2 separate regions of the Mus musculus genome follow, and region 2 is linked to region 1. Evidence: chromatin contacts called from ENCODE Hi-C data. All regions are on one chromosome and are shown on one strand. The core of a region is the stretch at or near the end of the contact, and the rest is flanking DNA. Distances in the headings are between cores, read along the strand shown.

The links. Hi-C counts contacts between places; a loop is a spot of excess contacts on that map.
Region 2: a map of left cerebral cortex shows a loop between it and region 1 (2.9-fold over the local background). The contact joins the promoter of Mat2b here to the enhancer-like site in region 1. A Hi-C loop is called at or near these places in 1 of 37 maps with a recorded cell type or tissue (left cerebral cortex).

What each region holds. Positions count from the first base shown.
Region 1 is chr11:40,547,514-40,555,214 of GRCm38, forward strand. No RefSeq gene overlaps it. Among named protein-coding and RNA genes, the nearest start is that of Gm34281, 16 kb to the right of the region's middle. Within about 2 kb of position 2,907, at least 1 of the 3 ENCODE cell types and tissues checked has a DNase peak (open chromatin) inside an H3K27ac peak, as active enhancers do; it is left cerebral cortex, where a contact is called at or near this core.
Region 2 is chr11:40,688,223-40,695,923 of GRCm38, forward strand. It overlaps Mat2b (methionine adenosyltransferase II, beta), which reads right to left and starts at 4,460. Exons shown (of 7, transcript NM_134017.2): 1 at 4,256-4,460. The coding sequence starts at 4,318.

The DNA.
Region 1 (7,701 bases), core at 1,657-4,156:
TATATATGATTTTTCCAATACAACGTTTACTGCCTAAAAGTGAAACAACAGAGCAATTTATTTGACTTGCCTCTGGCAAGTCACTTATCTCTGGACTTCAAAGTTCCCATCATGTGTAAAATAAAACAGTTGAACAAGATGATCTTCAAATTTCTGTGGCAGAACTGTTCCAATACTACAAAGATCACTAGTTTCTCAAGGAAAAAAAAAAATAGATCAATAAATCTGTAGAGCCATCAATCCCATGTTGGCTTCCAATCTCACAATTTACATCTTCAACCCTTTCTTTTGGTAAATGAAGAAGAGAATTCTGGAAGGCTTTGAAGCACCTGAACTCAGGGGTTTATCCCTCTGTCTGGATTACATAGATAGAAAGATAAGTAGATAGATAGATAGATAGATAGATAGATAGATAGATAGATAGATAGATAGATAAGATAGATAGATAGATGATAGAAATTCATATAATGTAGATCAACAATAGATAGAGGATAGATAGACATTCATATAATATAGATCCATGATAATTAGACAGGAGATAGATAGATAGATAGATAGATAGATAGATAGATAGATAGATAGATAGATAGAATAGGCATAGACAGGTATGACAAATGATATATGGAGGAGTATACAGTAACAGATACATAGAAAGCTAGTCTCAGAGAAAATTGAAAACTTTCTCAAGAAAATAGATGTAACTGTGTGAAATAAACCTCAGAAAAATAAACACTGAATCTTTTCTCTCACATATTGAACTTCAAGAGGAGAGGAAGGGAGAGGGGTGAAGGAAGGGAGGGAGTGAAGGAAAGATAGAGAGAGAGAGCACATGAACACAAAAGAAAAACTATTTTGCAAAGTGGGGCTCAAAGAAATATAAAGGAGAATTCAAGAGAAGGTAACAGAGGTGGTTTTGGCCAAAGTACATGACATATTTAAATAAAACTGGAATTATGAGACCTGTTCATGGTGTATAATTAATATATGCTAATAGGTTTATGTTTTGGTTTGTTGAGACAAAATTTTACATAGTCCAGACCAGCCTGAAACTTGCTGTGTAGCTGAGGCTAGCCTTGAATGCTTGATCCTTCTGCCTCTTCCTTCCAAGTACTCAGATTTCAAGTGTGCACCACTGCACCACTGCACTCAGCAAAAGTGTTTCCTTTCTTTCTTTCTTTCTTTTCTTTTTTTTGTTTTTTGTTTTTTTGTTTCTTTGGGTTTTTTTTTTTTTTGGTTTGTTGTTGTTGTTGTTGTTGTTGTTGTTGTTGTTGTTTGAGACAGGGTTTCTCTGTACAGCCCAGGCTGTCCTAGAACTCACTCTGTAGACCAGGCTGGCCTCGAACTCAGAAATCTGCCCGCCTCTGCCTCCCAAATGCTGGGATTAAAGGCGTGTGCCACCACTGCCTGGCAAAAGTATGTTCTAAAATGAAGAAATTCTGACAAAATGTGGAAAGGAAGACAATACACAGATAATTCCAGTGCACTTAATTTAATGTTTTCTTTCTTTCTTTCTTTCTTTCTTTCTTTCTTTCTTTCTTTCTTTCTTTTATTAGATAGTTTCTTTATATACATTTCAAATGCTACCCCGAAAGTTCCCTATACCCTCCCCCCACCCTGCTCCCCTACCCACCCACTCCCGCTTCTTGGCCCTGGCATTCCCCTGCACTGGGGCATATAAAGTTTGCAATACCAAGGGCCTACTCAGCTATTAAAATCAACGGATTTATGAAATTCTTGGACAAATGGATGTATCTGGAGGATATCATCCTTAGTGAGGTAACCCAATCACAAAAGAAGTCATTAGATATGCACGCACTGATAAGTGGATATTAGCCCAGAAACATAGAACACCCAAGATACATTTTTTTTTTAATTTTTCAATTCTTCCTTATTCTCAAGAACTTGTCCCTGAAGTTTCTTTCATGCACATAGAAGAAGTTCATCGTTGAGACATCTGGTGCCAAGAGTGTATGGTCATGGCTCTGAAATTAGGCAGTTTGGGCATCTAAGAAACACTGAAACAAAACAGTACATCCTCCTGTTTTCCTACCTATTTGCCTAATGTTCCCTTCTTTAGGGAATATTCCCAGATCAAGGCAATTAGACAGATGACAAGCATTATCCACACTGAAGACAATGCGAGAAAATCAAGGGCCTGGTGTGTTTACAGAAAAGGCCAAACTGGCACATCTCCTGATCAACCAGGGACCAAAAGGAAGCAGAAGGTTGTGAGGAAATGAGGGCTGGCTACTCACTGATCATTCCACACTCAGCCCCAACTTACTGCTGATTCTCCTTGTATTTCTACAAAGGACAAAGTCTTGGGTATTTCACCACACAGTGAGGAAATAAGATTCCACCAATGGCCTCCTTTCCCTAAACAACCATAAGTTATAGCAAAGGGTTCCATTTCTCAACTATTAGTTACCCATGTAGCTATACAGAAGCACTGTTGAAATTTTTTCATTCATCTGTGGTAGGAAGCGGAGCATAGATCTCTCTGCTCATAGAGCTTTATTAGGGCATGTCGGAGATTCATCGGGGAATGAGTAAATATCACCAATTCATAGTCAAAATAATGGACAGATAGAGCCTAAACCCCTCAAGTATGAAATATTACAACTTTTAAATTCCCTAGTAGTGCATCTCTTAAAAGGACAAAATAAAGTACAAATCAAGAATTGTTCTTTGGAGGAATATTCCTAGATCATGTTGTCAGGGAACGAATAATATGTCATTCCTCCTTAGCTTCCTGGGAGAGTGGAAGTGTCAGGAGAATATGCAATGAGCAAGCTACCTGCTGTTATGTGTTAGGAATCTTAAACAGAGACCAGAAGCAGGTGGATTGCTTTTTCTTAACAAGGCACAAGCATCTCTGGAGAGCACACGCTCCCCGGGCAATAAGCTGCCTTTCTAAATGTCTCTGTTTGATTCTCTCCAAACTAGGGCTGAGGTTCTGCTCTCTGCAGAGCAATATTTTGAACGCACAGTTAGCCCTCCTTATCCAGAGGCTCCACATCTTCCACTGCAACTAACTACAGACCAAAAATATTCTGGGGAAAAAAATTGCATATGTCCTGAATATGTACAAGCAATTTTTTACAGACATGTTACCTTAAGCAATACATCATAGCAGTTATCGATGTAGCATTTGCACTGTGTTAAAGACTGTAGGTAATGTGGGGATGGTGTATTGAGGAAAGTTGCATAGATGATACCAGGATACCATAGCACTTTATATAAGAAATTTGATCACAGAATTTTAGTATCCCACAGGATCCGCTATGGATACAAAAGGACAACAGTATATGTTCAGATGTCAATTTGCTTTCCTGATCGTTGAAAAAAAGCAATTGTTCAAATATTATTAACCTATAATAAGTGTAACTCATCTAAGCCCAATAAAGAGAGTGTCTATGATTGAACAGCGTTTCATACCCACAGGAAGTGGAAAGGAGTCAGTAGAAGAGACAGAAACAGAAACAAGAGACTCCACGATGAAACGGTGATAGTCTGCGGCAGCCAGAACTATCTATAACGAGCTAAGGACAACACAAATGTTAACCATCACGAGGCTACAAGTCAGCCCTCAAGCCAGCCCTCAACCTCTACTGGGCCTGAGATTTCTAATTAGCCTTTCCGTGTTACTTCCCATAGTAATAGAAGTTTTATCTGGAAGTACAGCAGCTGTGTTAGATTTCATTTACCAGGCTTCCTTATAGTTAGGCTTGGCTGTGCAAAAAGTCAGGGAGAAATAGGAACAAAAATGCCTTGTGTAACTTCCTGGTCATGTCTGATAGACAAAACACATACAATCCCATTCATTATTATTATTCCTTCCCACTTGCTAGAACTCAGACATGGTGATATAGGAGCTAAAGAACCCATCACAGAACAAGAGAAAGAATTCCCATAATAAAGAAGGAAAGAGTAGAGACTAAAGAGATGATGGTTCAGTAGTTAAGACAACTTGCTGTTCATGCTAGGTGTGGTGGCTCACACCTTTAATCCCAGCACCTGGGAAGCAGAGGCAAGCAGATGTCTGTAAGTTTGAGGCCAGGTTGGTCTACAAAGCAAATTTCAGGACAGGCAGGGAAACCCTGCTCCCAAAATAACAACAACAGTGTTTGCTGCTCTTTCTTATAAAGCACCCACGTTCCAAGGATTCTCATAGGCCAGCTCACAGCCACCTGTAATTTCATCTTGAGAAAACCTAATTCCTTTTTCTGGCCTTGGTAGGAACCCACATACAGGTGACACACACACACACACACACACACACACACACGAATAAAAATGAAAATAAAATCTATTCTAAAAGAAGAGAAGAGTAGCATCGAAGGAATAAAAGTCTGAGTCCACACGCTAAAACCCTAAACCAATTACACTCAACAGCCACCTGTCCTATCTTCATTATCCCGTGTGCTGTTTGGAATGATGATTTTCTCTATCCCATACTCTGTTAGACACCTCCATTAAGCATAAACGGTCCCTCATCTAACAACCTGGCTCTCCACCATCACTACCAATGCCAGACCTTAATACATATAAACAACTTGTAGAACTGTAGTCAGGTGAATCACAACAAAACCCACCCACTGAAGCCCTTCTCTCCCCACAAGGGAATTTAAGAGAGGAGCCTGAACCAGAGTACCTAAATATATTACAACAGCCATAATCTGGTAACTGAATAAGTAAGTGCCTAGGAGAGGGGAGGTGGGAGGGGTGGACCCAAAATAAATTTAACAGGCTGCCTCCTATTTGTGCTCTGCTTTTAATCAGTTGGTTTCCAGGCCTGGCTTTGCAGAGGAGGAGATGTGACTCACAGGCGCACTTGCCAGAGACAGATGCTTGGGGGGGTATTTTTTTTTCTTTTTTTTAAAAAAAAATTCTATCAGACGGGGATCTGCAAGAAATTTGGATGAGGAAAAAGGCCAATGGTAAACATGTTTGGAATCAAGGCATATTTTCTGAGGAAATTGTGCAGGGATTTTTTTTTATGAGCTCAGAGTTGCTAAAACTCTTTTGAAAGGCAAGACTAAAGGGTGAAGAGTTTAAAGACATTGAGATAAAATACTCAGAGGACATTCAGTTCAACTTTGTCTTCCTAAACAAGTATAGTGGCATATAATACTAAGTGGGCAAGTGTATGGATTGCTGTGGTTGAATAAACAATTGTTTGGCTAGCAAATAAAAGGGATAAGGACCTTGTCCAAAATCATACAGGATTCAGGAAATTTGAGGTCAGAGTTGACTCAACCCCAGGCCCAGCAAGTTTACTCTGCTACCTTTCCCATTGTGTGACATAATCTTTCATTTTTAAAGTTGGCATCAAAATCCAGGCCCACACTTTCCATTCTCCAGGGTTTCTATCATTTGGGATAATTCCAGGTGTAGGTATCAGAAAACAAACAAAACGAGGCTGAAATTATGAGATGCCTGTGATGACCTCACCAAAAACTATGTGGCCAGGTGTGACTCAGCATCGTCCAGGGCACAGGAACTCTGGGTCTTTCTGCTAGCCACTAGCCATTTTTGCCTACTATTCTCATTGCTGGGAATGTTTCTTCACACTTTCCAAAGTCTTATAGCACCTTTATTCATTTTATGGAACTACCAAAATAGAAGGACCAAAAAGATAGAGACCTAAATGATTTCTTCCTTTGCAACTGTGCTTGCCTTGTTTGTTTAGTTGTTTGTTTGTTTGTTTGTTTGTACAAAGTCTTACAATATAGCTCAGTCTAGTCTTCAACTAAAGGTCTTCGTTTCTCAAGACCCTGAGGGCCACACAGGCATTCACTGCCACACCACACCTGTTAATAAAGAAGAAAAAAAGTATAAGTATTTTCCAAATCCTTCATACTTCTGATGGTGTCTCATTGGCCAAGATTGGATCATGTGCTCACTCCTAATCCAATCTTTGGCAAGGAAAGGAATAAGACTGTAACAAAGGACGTAAGCCAATCACGATTCACCTACTAAGGTTTGACACGAGTTCACGCCACACAAAGATGAAGAGTAAAAATGGCTATGTGGAATCTCCTGTGAGATTCCAGCCCACATCTGAGTTATTTCAACTCCTCTGCCTCCCATGATTAAGAATAACATTGATATTGAGTCCCAGTAACAATAGACATGATTGAATAAGCTCAGCTCAACACATATTTGGGAAACACTGCCCTTTTAAAATTATTATTAGTTCTTTGAGAATTTCACACAATGTGTTTTGATAATATTCACCCCAGCTCTCTCAACTTCTCCCAGATCCATCCCCTTTCCTTCCTACCAAAATTTGTGTTCTCTCTCTCTCTCTCTCTCTCTCTCTCACACACACACACAAACACACACACACACACACACACACACACACACACACACATCAACTGTAAATTGTGCTTCCCACAGTCTTGGATGTGTGACCTTCCACTGGAACATATTAAACTCACTGGATGCTACACCCTTAAAGAAATCTGACTCTCCCCCAGAAGCTACCAATCAGAATAGCTCCATGTCTAGGAATGGGACTTGATGCCCACAGTCCCTCTCCATGCTAGTCTGGCTTGGGTTTACATGGGTCTTGCACATGTTTTCACATGTATGGCTGCCCAGCTTGTCACTATTTCTGTATAGCCACCCACCACCTCTGGCTCTTATTTTCTTTCCCGCAAGCCTGTTCAGCAATTATCTCTGAGTCTCAGGAGGAAAGAATATGATAAAATTGTCCCTTTGGGGGCTGAACATTTTGCAATCTTTAAACCTTGGTCATTTCTTAGTCTCGGTGTTAATCACCATCTACTGTACATAGAATATTCTATAACAGTGATTGAGAGATGCATTAATCTATGGATATAACAATAAGTCATTATGGATCCATTTAATACTGTGTTTATTTAGGAGAATAGGAATAGAGAGGTTCTACCCTAGGACCTATGACAACTAACAACAAAATTCTTGGCTTGATAAGATCCTGAGTAAAATTTCAGCTTGTGAATTGGATCTTAAATCCAATCAGAAATTAAATGGTTACTACTATGATGCTCTATGAAGCATTTTCTATGTATGGGGTCTTCACAAAGGACTGGCAGCTAAAACAACAATAGGGTGCTGCTTCTTTTGTAATCCTCAGAGAATTTACTATTCAATGGCAAACGAAGAACACAAAATACCTTACTACAACACAATATGTTACATATTCTTATGGAAAAACCATTTAGAACCCTGGGCTTGTACAAAAGACATGAGCATGCTGCATGTGGATGCTCATGCAAGGCTCCAAGGGCAGGTCCTACCTCCCGAAGTTAGCATGGAGATGCAATGGAACAAGCAGAGTATGTTCCAGACAGGAAACAAGCAGGAGTCAAGTGCAAGGGACCAGTGAGACTATCACTGGGTCAGAAAGCTAAAAATTCAGTCTGACTACAGCACAGGATATAAGGCAGAGAGATCAATGGCGACTCCAGAGGTAAGAGCTGCAATATGAAACAGCATGGGGAATGCCAGTAACTGATTTCAAGTTTTTGACAATCTGATGAAGGATGTAGGTGGTGCCACAGGTGTGAAAACAACTAAATGGCAATAGACAGTGAAGCTGCCTCTTAAGGCATCGCTTGCAATTCCCTTTGCCAGTTCTCCCTCTACTGGGGCTATTACAGACCAGGACGAAAATAATGCACCAGTTCATCGTGTCAACAGCTTCCCAGC
Region 2 (7,701 bases), core at 3,210-5,709, 140 kb after region 1:
TTACAATTATCCATTACTGCAGATCTGATTGCCCTCTTCTGGTCATACGTGTGTGTGTGTGTGTGTGTGTGTGTGTGTGTGTGAGAGAGAGAGGGGGGGGGAGGGAGGGAGGGAGAGGGAGAGAGGGAGAGAGGGAGAGAGAGAGAGAGAGAGAGAGAGAGAGAGAATGAATGGGTAGAAGAGATGGCAGACCTGGGTTTGATTCCCAGCATTCAAATGGCAGCTAACATCTGTCCTTAGCTCCCGTTTCAGAGGATCTGATGCCCTCTTCTGGCTTCTGTGGGTACCAGGCGTGCACATGGTTATGGTACACATACATACACTCATGTACATAAAGTAAGTTTACTTTTTTTAGATGAGTAAGAATAAAGTTTTAGTAATCAAGAAAAAGAACCTGAGATCACTAACAACTTCCCCATTTGATTTAGATTTCATATTAACAATGGAAGTTACTTTCTTTATGATGGATGAAGTGATCATATCACCCCATAATTAGTCAACAGGCGTTTCACATCTTCTAAGATATTCTGAAAATGCACAAGGCTCAGATGAGTCACATTTTGACAGGACTGAAAATCGGTCAGGGCTGGAGAAATGGCTCAGCTGCTAAGAGCACTGACTACTCTTCCAAAGGTCCTGAGTTCAATTCCCAGCAAACACATGGTGGCTCACAACCATCTGTAATGGGTTCTGACACCCTCTTCTGGTTTGTCTGAAGTCAGCTATAATTGTACTCATACATAAAATAAATAAATAAATCTTTAAAAAAAAGAAAATTGGTCGACATTTCATAGGAGTTTATTTGGAATAAAGTCAACTAATATGTCCCTCGGTCAGCACTAAATTTACTTACACAAAATACTTATGACTAACAGATACAGATAGAAAAAAAAACTGAAAAAACATTTGTGTTCACAGTAAAAATTTAAAATTACTGCTTAAAGAATATTTTGATTTTTGTATACTCAAGGCAAAGTTCCAAAAATTGAGTAACACTTTCCTGCCAAATTCTTAAGTAAAGCCAACTTTTCCTTTTTAAAAATAATGTTTTCAGCCAGCAGAGAGTCACACACCTGTAGCCAAAGCATGAGCTCTGGGGCTCAAACTTTCATTAGATTTTATCACAAGGTCCTATTTCTGTTAAAGTCACATAATTCTGAGTTGGAAAAAAAAAGTGTGCACACACACATATATACAGGCAATATCCAAAGACATTTTCGGGTAAATGATTTAGTAAACATACATACTTTAATTAAGGACCCCCAAATCAGCTGTTTCTAGCATTTAACAAAAGCTGAAATCCAAAGGGCAGGGATGGGGGAGGGCAGCATAGAAAAAAAAATCTATTAAGGATTTTAATTCAATGAATTTCAAAACATTTTTAAAAAAACATTAATGAGACTTCATGTGGTGTCCTTTATAACACTTGGCTCTAAGCCAGGCAATTTATGAAAATGAAGACTTGATCCGGCAAAATGTTTTCTTCGAACTTTGGCAAGAAAATAACTCTCCAAAGGCTTAACTCTAAACCAGGTGCAGTGATGACCTCAGTGAACAGGAGGGTGCCAGCAGCCTGAGCATAGCCTGCTCTACGGAGGGGATTCCAGGCCAGTGCGGCCCACTAGGCAAGACCCTGTCTCAAAAACTATACTTGTACACGTACACACACACACACACACACACACACCACACACACAGCTGAAATAAACGGGGTCAAAGCATGCTAAGTCTAGTATAGATTCACAACACTGTACATGTAACAAATACCATGAAGAGGTCTGGGAAAACACCATAAAGGAAAACAGATGGGGCTGGAGAGCGTGGTTTGAGTCCCAACACCTACACGGCAGGTATCAACAATATGTGTGACTCCAGTTCCTTGGGGAGCCAACATCCTCTGTGGACCTCAAAGGGTACTGCATGCATGTGGTGAACAAACATACAGGCCAAACACCCACACACATAACATTTAAAAACCTAAAAAAAAAAAAAAAAAAAAAAAAGTTGCTCTTGCAGAGGACTGGCATTGGGTCCTCAGAGTCCATCCTGGGCAGCTCACACCTCCCTGTAACTCCAGCTCTACTGGAATGGACACCTTCTATTGGCCCTAGTAGGTATCAGACACATGGTACACGGCTATACACTTAGCAATCATGCATAATTGAAAAAAAAAATCATCTGATGCAGGAGGGTCTCAATGAATTCAAGACCAGCCCTGATCTGTCTGGGAAAACAAATACAAAACAACCAGAAAGTTTCACATTCACTTTCAACACTTTCAAGTTTTCACATTCACTCTCTACCTCTCTAACATCCTTGGACACCCTTGGGATTTAAGAAACAAGATATCTAGATTGCTTAATAGGAATGGAATTCAGAGGGGAACAGCTCAACTCCCTGTACGTACACACAGGCAGTGTTCTTAACAGGAATTGGTATCAGGCTGCCTCACTAACATTAACTATGCCAAGTCTCAGCTGGCAACAAGAGTGAATGTCAGTTGCACAGGTTGAGAGAGCAACACCAGCATGCAGATTCCAGCTGTCTGCACCTTCTGCCTGTTATCTGCTTTTATGAAACAGGGTCTCACTATGTAACCTTGGCTTGCCTGATAATCATTCCTGCCTCAGCTTTTAGAGTGATGGGACTGAAGTATAAGCCGCCACGCTCAGCTACTGTACCATTTTTTTTTTTAATGAAAAAGGTTGCTGGGTGTGGTGGCATCATCAATCCCAGCCCACTGGAGGTGGAGCCACGCAGATCTCCGGGGATTTGAGGACAGCCATGAATACACAGTGAGACTGTTTAAAACAAACAAACAAATGCAACAACAGAAAGAAAAAACAAACAAACAAACAAAAAACCACCCTAAAAAGCAATCACATCTCCTCACCACTACAAACTTCCTGAGTACTGAGATTACAGACATGAGTTAGCACACTCAGTTTACCACTCTCTACTTTTCTTTTACTGAACTGGGGAAATGCATTAAGCCTACACGAATACATGCTCATACGCACACACCTTTGGTCACATGCCGTCACCAGTCTGGAACTGCAAATACATTCGAACTTTGGCTAAGGCCCAGCCATTTGGAGATAATATTGAATGTGCATCACGCAAATGTAAAAATTTCCCATTATCAACTGGTTGTGGTGGCTCAGATCTTCAATCCCAGCACTCCTCGAGGCAGAAGCATCTGAGTCCAAGGCCAGCCTGGACAACACATACTGAGTTCTAGTTTGGGTTTCTATTGCTGTGTGAAAACATCAAAGCATTGTTTGGCAGGAGGTACTTAGCTTACCATTTCCACATCACTGTTCGCCCCTGAAGGAAGTTAGGACAAGACCCTGGAGGCAGGAGCTCACACAGGCCTTGTGAAAACTGCTTAATTCCTCAGCCAGCTTTCCTAAACAACTCAGGACTATAACAGCCCAGGGGCTCCGTCCTCCCAAGTCAATCGCCAATTAAGAAAAGGCGCTACAGGTTCACCTAATAATAGCCTAATCTTATGGCGGTATACTCTTAACAAGAATCCCTCATCTCAATAGGGACTCCCTTATCTCTAGTAACTCTAGCAAGCACAGGACCCTCCCCCAAATTAAAAGTTTGCATTAAAAAAAAAAAAAAAACTGGCCACATCCTAGGCGTTTTTATATCAGCAAGACACATTAGTTCATCGACTGTGCTGGATACATTCTGTAGGTCAGTAAGTACTTAACGGGCTTGAAACACGGGACCGTGGACCAGACTTGGAAACATGCTGGGGGAAGTTTACCAGACATGCAATTTCTTTCAGCAGTCTTCCACCACGCAAAATACAGCGGTTCAGAAAACGTAGAAGCTAAAAGCCCAACACTGGAATTCCTGCTCAAACCTTCCTGAATAAACTCGAGGCGGTGCCCGTCTGCCTACCAGGGAGCCTGAGCGTTCACAGCACCGCACAGTCGGAAATCCTGACAGCCTTAAAAGTGCCTCAAGGAACCCGCCCCGTGCAAACTATGAATTCACCAAGTTGACCCCGCCGACACCGCCATTTATGGAAAGTCACTCTCCCCCTGTCCTTAAAGATCCAGGAACACAAAACAAAGATGATGACTACTGAAACGGGAGCCAGCCCGCGGGAGGCGGCGGGAGGCACCGGGAGTCTCCACCTCCGCGCTCCCCGGGCTGCAGCGGGCGTGAGCGCAGCCCTACAGGGAGAGAGGTAAACAAACTCAAAGGCGCCACCCCGGCTCCATGCCCCGAAGCTCACCTCCACCAGCTGGCAGCAGCCGGGGACGAAGTGGATGGAGAGCTCCTTCTCCCGGCCCACCATGCCCGCAGTCTTTGCGCCGCTTCAGTCGCGACCGCAAGCTCCACTAGCGCAGCACTGCCAGGGGCCGCAGCGCCCGCGCCCTTGGCCCTCCTCCCCTAGGCCCAGGCCGACCCCGGCTGCCGCTTCCGGCTTCCGCCGCCCTGGCCGCGCCTGTTGATTGGCCGCCTCTCGCCACGCGTTCAAAAAGGGGCGGAACCTCAAGGGACGCTGTCAGCCCATGTGCCAGTTCTTAAGGAGATAGAGCGTTAGAACGCAGGCACTGGTGCCAAGCGATGGATGCAGGCTTCCTTGGGTTTAAGAGTGTTGGCTTTTTTGTTTGTTTTTTTAAAATCTCTCCTACTTATTCCTTCTTAGTGAAGGGTAAGGAATCGATTCGCCTAGGTTTGCAGACTGCGAAATGCCTAGGAGTCAACCAAGCATGTATTATAGAAAATAGACTAAAACATCTGTAAAGTTAGGAGGCAAGAAGGTAAGGGTTGTCCCGTGAACACAGAGCTAAGGCTGGACTGAGTTGGTTTTAGGCAGTCCGAACCTCAGGCTGGCCTTGGGCTCAGAGAAAGACCTGCAATTTCTGATCCTCTCTAGTTTCCTTGTCCAAAGGCATCAAAGGGTTACAGGAGTGAACAACCAACCTAGGCAAGGTGCGGTTCGTCCTTTAAGGCAAGAAGAAAGAATAAAAATAGGACTGTGCTCAGAGTCATTAACATCCCTGAAAGCTATGTTTTTCTGGAATGCTAAAAAAAAAATGCTGTGAAGTTTGAAAACTGTTTATTTTTAGCTAATTAAAAATAAAAAGGTGTGGGAGAGAATGTTACTTTCTAAAAGGCAGGTTCTTCGTATTTCCCCCCCCGCAGAACCACAGGAGAAACTCAACTGTGCTAACAAGCCCAGTCAACTTTTAAGTAGATTTAACAGGCGTCCTGGCTGCCCTTTGGAGGCTTCACTTAGGGGACGACGACGCCCGGGGCTGCTGGAGCCAAGCCAAGGAGGAGCTGCTAAGACTTAAAATGAGGGAGCCAAGGAAGGGCGGAATGCCAGGCGCTCCTTCCAGCCCTGTGTGGTTGTTCAAAAGTTAATCAGAAACAACAGCTCGCAGGGTCTGACTCAGCTCTCAACTGTAACCTGCAGGTTACAAGCTCCGAAGCACAGCAACAGGCAAGCCAGTGAAATTTACCCTGAAAAAAAGCCCGGGCACACTTTTTCTCCGCCCACTCTCTACCCAACAATCTATTCCCATCCAGACACCCACGATAAGGGATTTCAAAACTCGCCCCAAAACGTGACCACTGCCTGAATTACCCCCAAAGGCCTCATTTTCAGAATCCTTTTGGTTTATTTTTAGACTAAGGATTAAGCTGCCCCTTGGGAAAAGTTTTCCTCAGTCAGGTGATAGTTTTTCTCCCACCCCCCCACCCCACCCCCCCCCACTAAAGAATTTATTCCCTCACTCTTTGGAAGAGCAAACAAAGGCAGCCTAAGGCTCCCTACTTTTCGAATTTTTTTTTTATAATCCGGGTCTTATGGTTATTAAAAGGGCTAGCTATCCCAACACTAAATTATAATAATAATTAGAAGTCCGAGGGAGGGACAAATCCAAGATCCCTCATCCTAATTAAAAGTGAGAATATTTCAAGTTTCTGGTTGATGTGTGTGTAGTTTGCTTCCTAGAGGGGATCATAAAATGTACTCAATAGGAAGACTCAAAATTTTCCACAATTAGTGTGATTCTCAGAGCAACCTTGTGAAGAGAGTGAGAAAATGTTTGCTTGCCTATATATAAGAGTACGGTTTGACACAAGTCAGGCAAAAGTTGGGTATAGCTTATTTAATAAGAAAAGGCTCTGTTTACAGCCAATGTCTGACTTCCGATGGGGGTTGGGGAGTCACGTCTCAAAGAGTGCAAACTGGAACTGAAAGTCCCATTAGCAGATTCAAGCTCCACAAGACAAAAGACAAAAGACAAAAAACCTGGGCATGCACCACGGGTTAAATCTTGCACTACACAGAGCCTTCACTACAGTTGCACTCAATGTGGAGAATGAAATTATCGTTCTGCTTCACGTCTTATTTATTAAACTGGGCTTGATTTCCTGGGTCAGAAACCCTAGATAGTTTATTCTGTGTACCAAGCTTACGTTTCTTAAGGAAATAAATGGTACCGGCTAGCATTTTATTTACACCCTTTCTGCTCGTAGCAGCGGTTTGGAATCGATTTTAGCGCATCGCCGAGCCGCCACCGAGTCTTGAATTGCTAGCTCTTACCTGTTCCATGGCCTCCGGCATTTCAGGCATGATTCCAGAACTATTTTGGGGAAACGCAGCGAGAGGGATCTGGGCGTCTGGCTCCTCTGGCCCGGTCTTTGTTCGCTCCGCCCGCACGGAGCACACGGACGCCAAAAACGTGAGGCGCAGCTCCGCTTGACCTTTTAAATTAGCATTTCCATTCCAACCCTGGAATCTCGTGCAGCTTTCCACAGTGCAGTAAGCTAGCAGCTGATTCCTCCTGCTAGTTTTGAAACTACCCAATGAGAAGTTTCATGCTTAACTGCAAGTCAAGGGAGGACCCATTACTGAAATCCATATGGCAGAACTAAAAACAAACAAGCAAGCAAACAAACAAACCCCTGCAATTCCCTGGTAGAACTTGTTGACTTTGTCTCTTGTAGAAAGACAAGAATGAGCCAACGGTTGGGAAGTACAAGCAATTGATTCCTGTTGTGAAATATTCCACACGTTTCACACATTACGGTAACGGAAACTTGAGTTAAAAACTCCCCCCCCCCATTCCTTTTTTTTAACTTAATGATTCCAAATGCCAATTTAAAAACTCTAGGGGTGGCCCAGCGTGGTGGCGCACGCCTTTAATCCCAGCACTCGGGAGGCAGAGGCAGGCAGATTTCTGAGTTCGAGGCCAGCCTGGTCTACAAAGTGAGCTCCAGGACAGCCAGGGCTATACAGAGAAACCCTGTCTTGAAAAACCAAAAAAAAAAAAAAAAAATCCAAAAAAACAAACAAACAAACAAATAAAGTACATATTTTAACAATTAGTCAAGCCGGGAGTGGTGGCGCACGCCTTTAATCCCAGCACTTGGGAGGCAGAGGCAGGCGGATTTCTGGGTTGGAGGCCAGCCTAGCCTGGTCTACAAAGTGAGTTCCAGGACAGCCAGGGCTATCCAGAAAAACCCTGTCTCAAAAAAAATAAAAATAAAAAAATAAAATAAATAAATAAATAAAATACAGACTGAAAAAATAATTTGAATACATATACCTAAAGAGAACATACTCAGAATATTTAAAGAACTGTAGGTCAGTAATTTGAATGGTAATAAGCTTTGCTTCTAGGGAAGAAAGTGCCTCTACAGCCACTTGCTCTCCTACCTTCA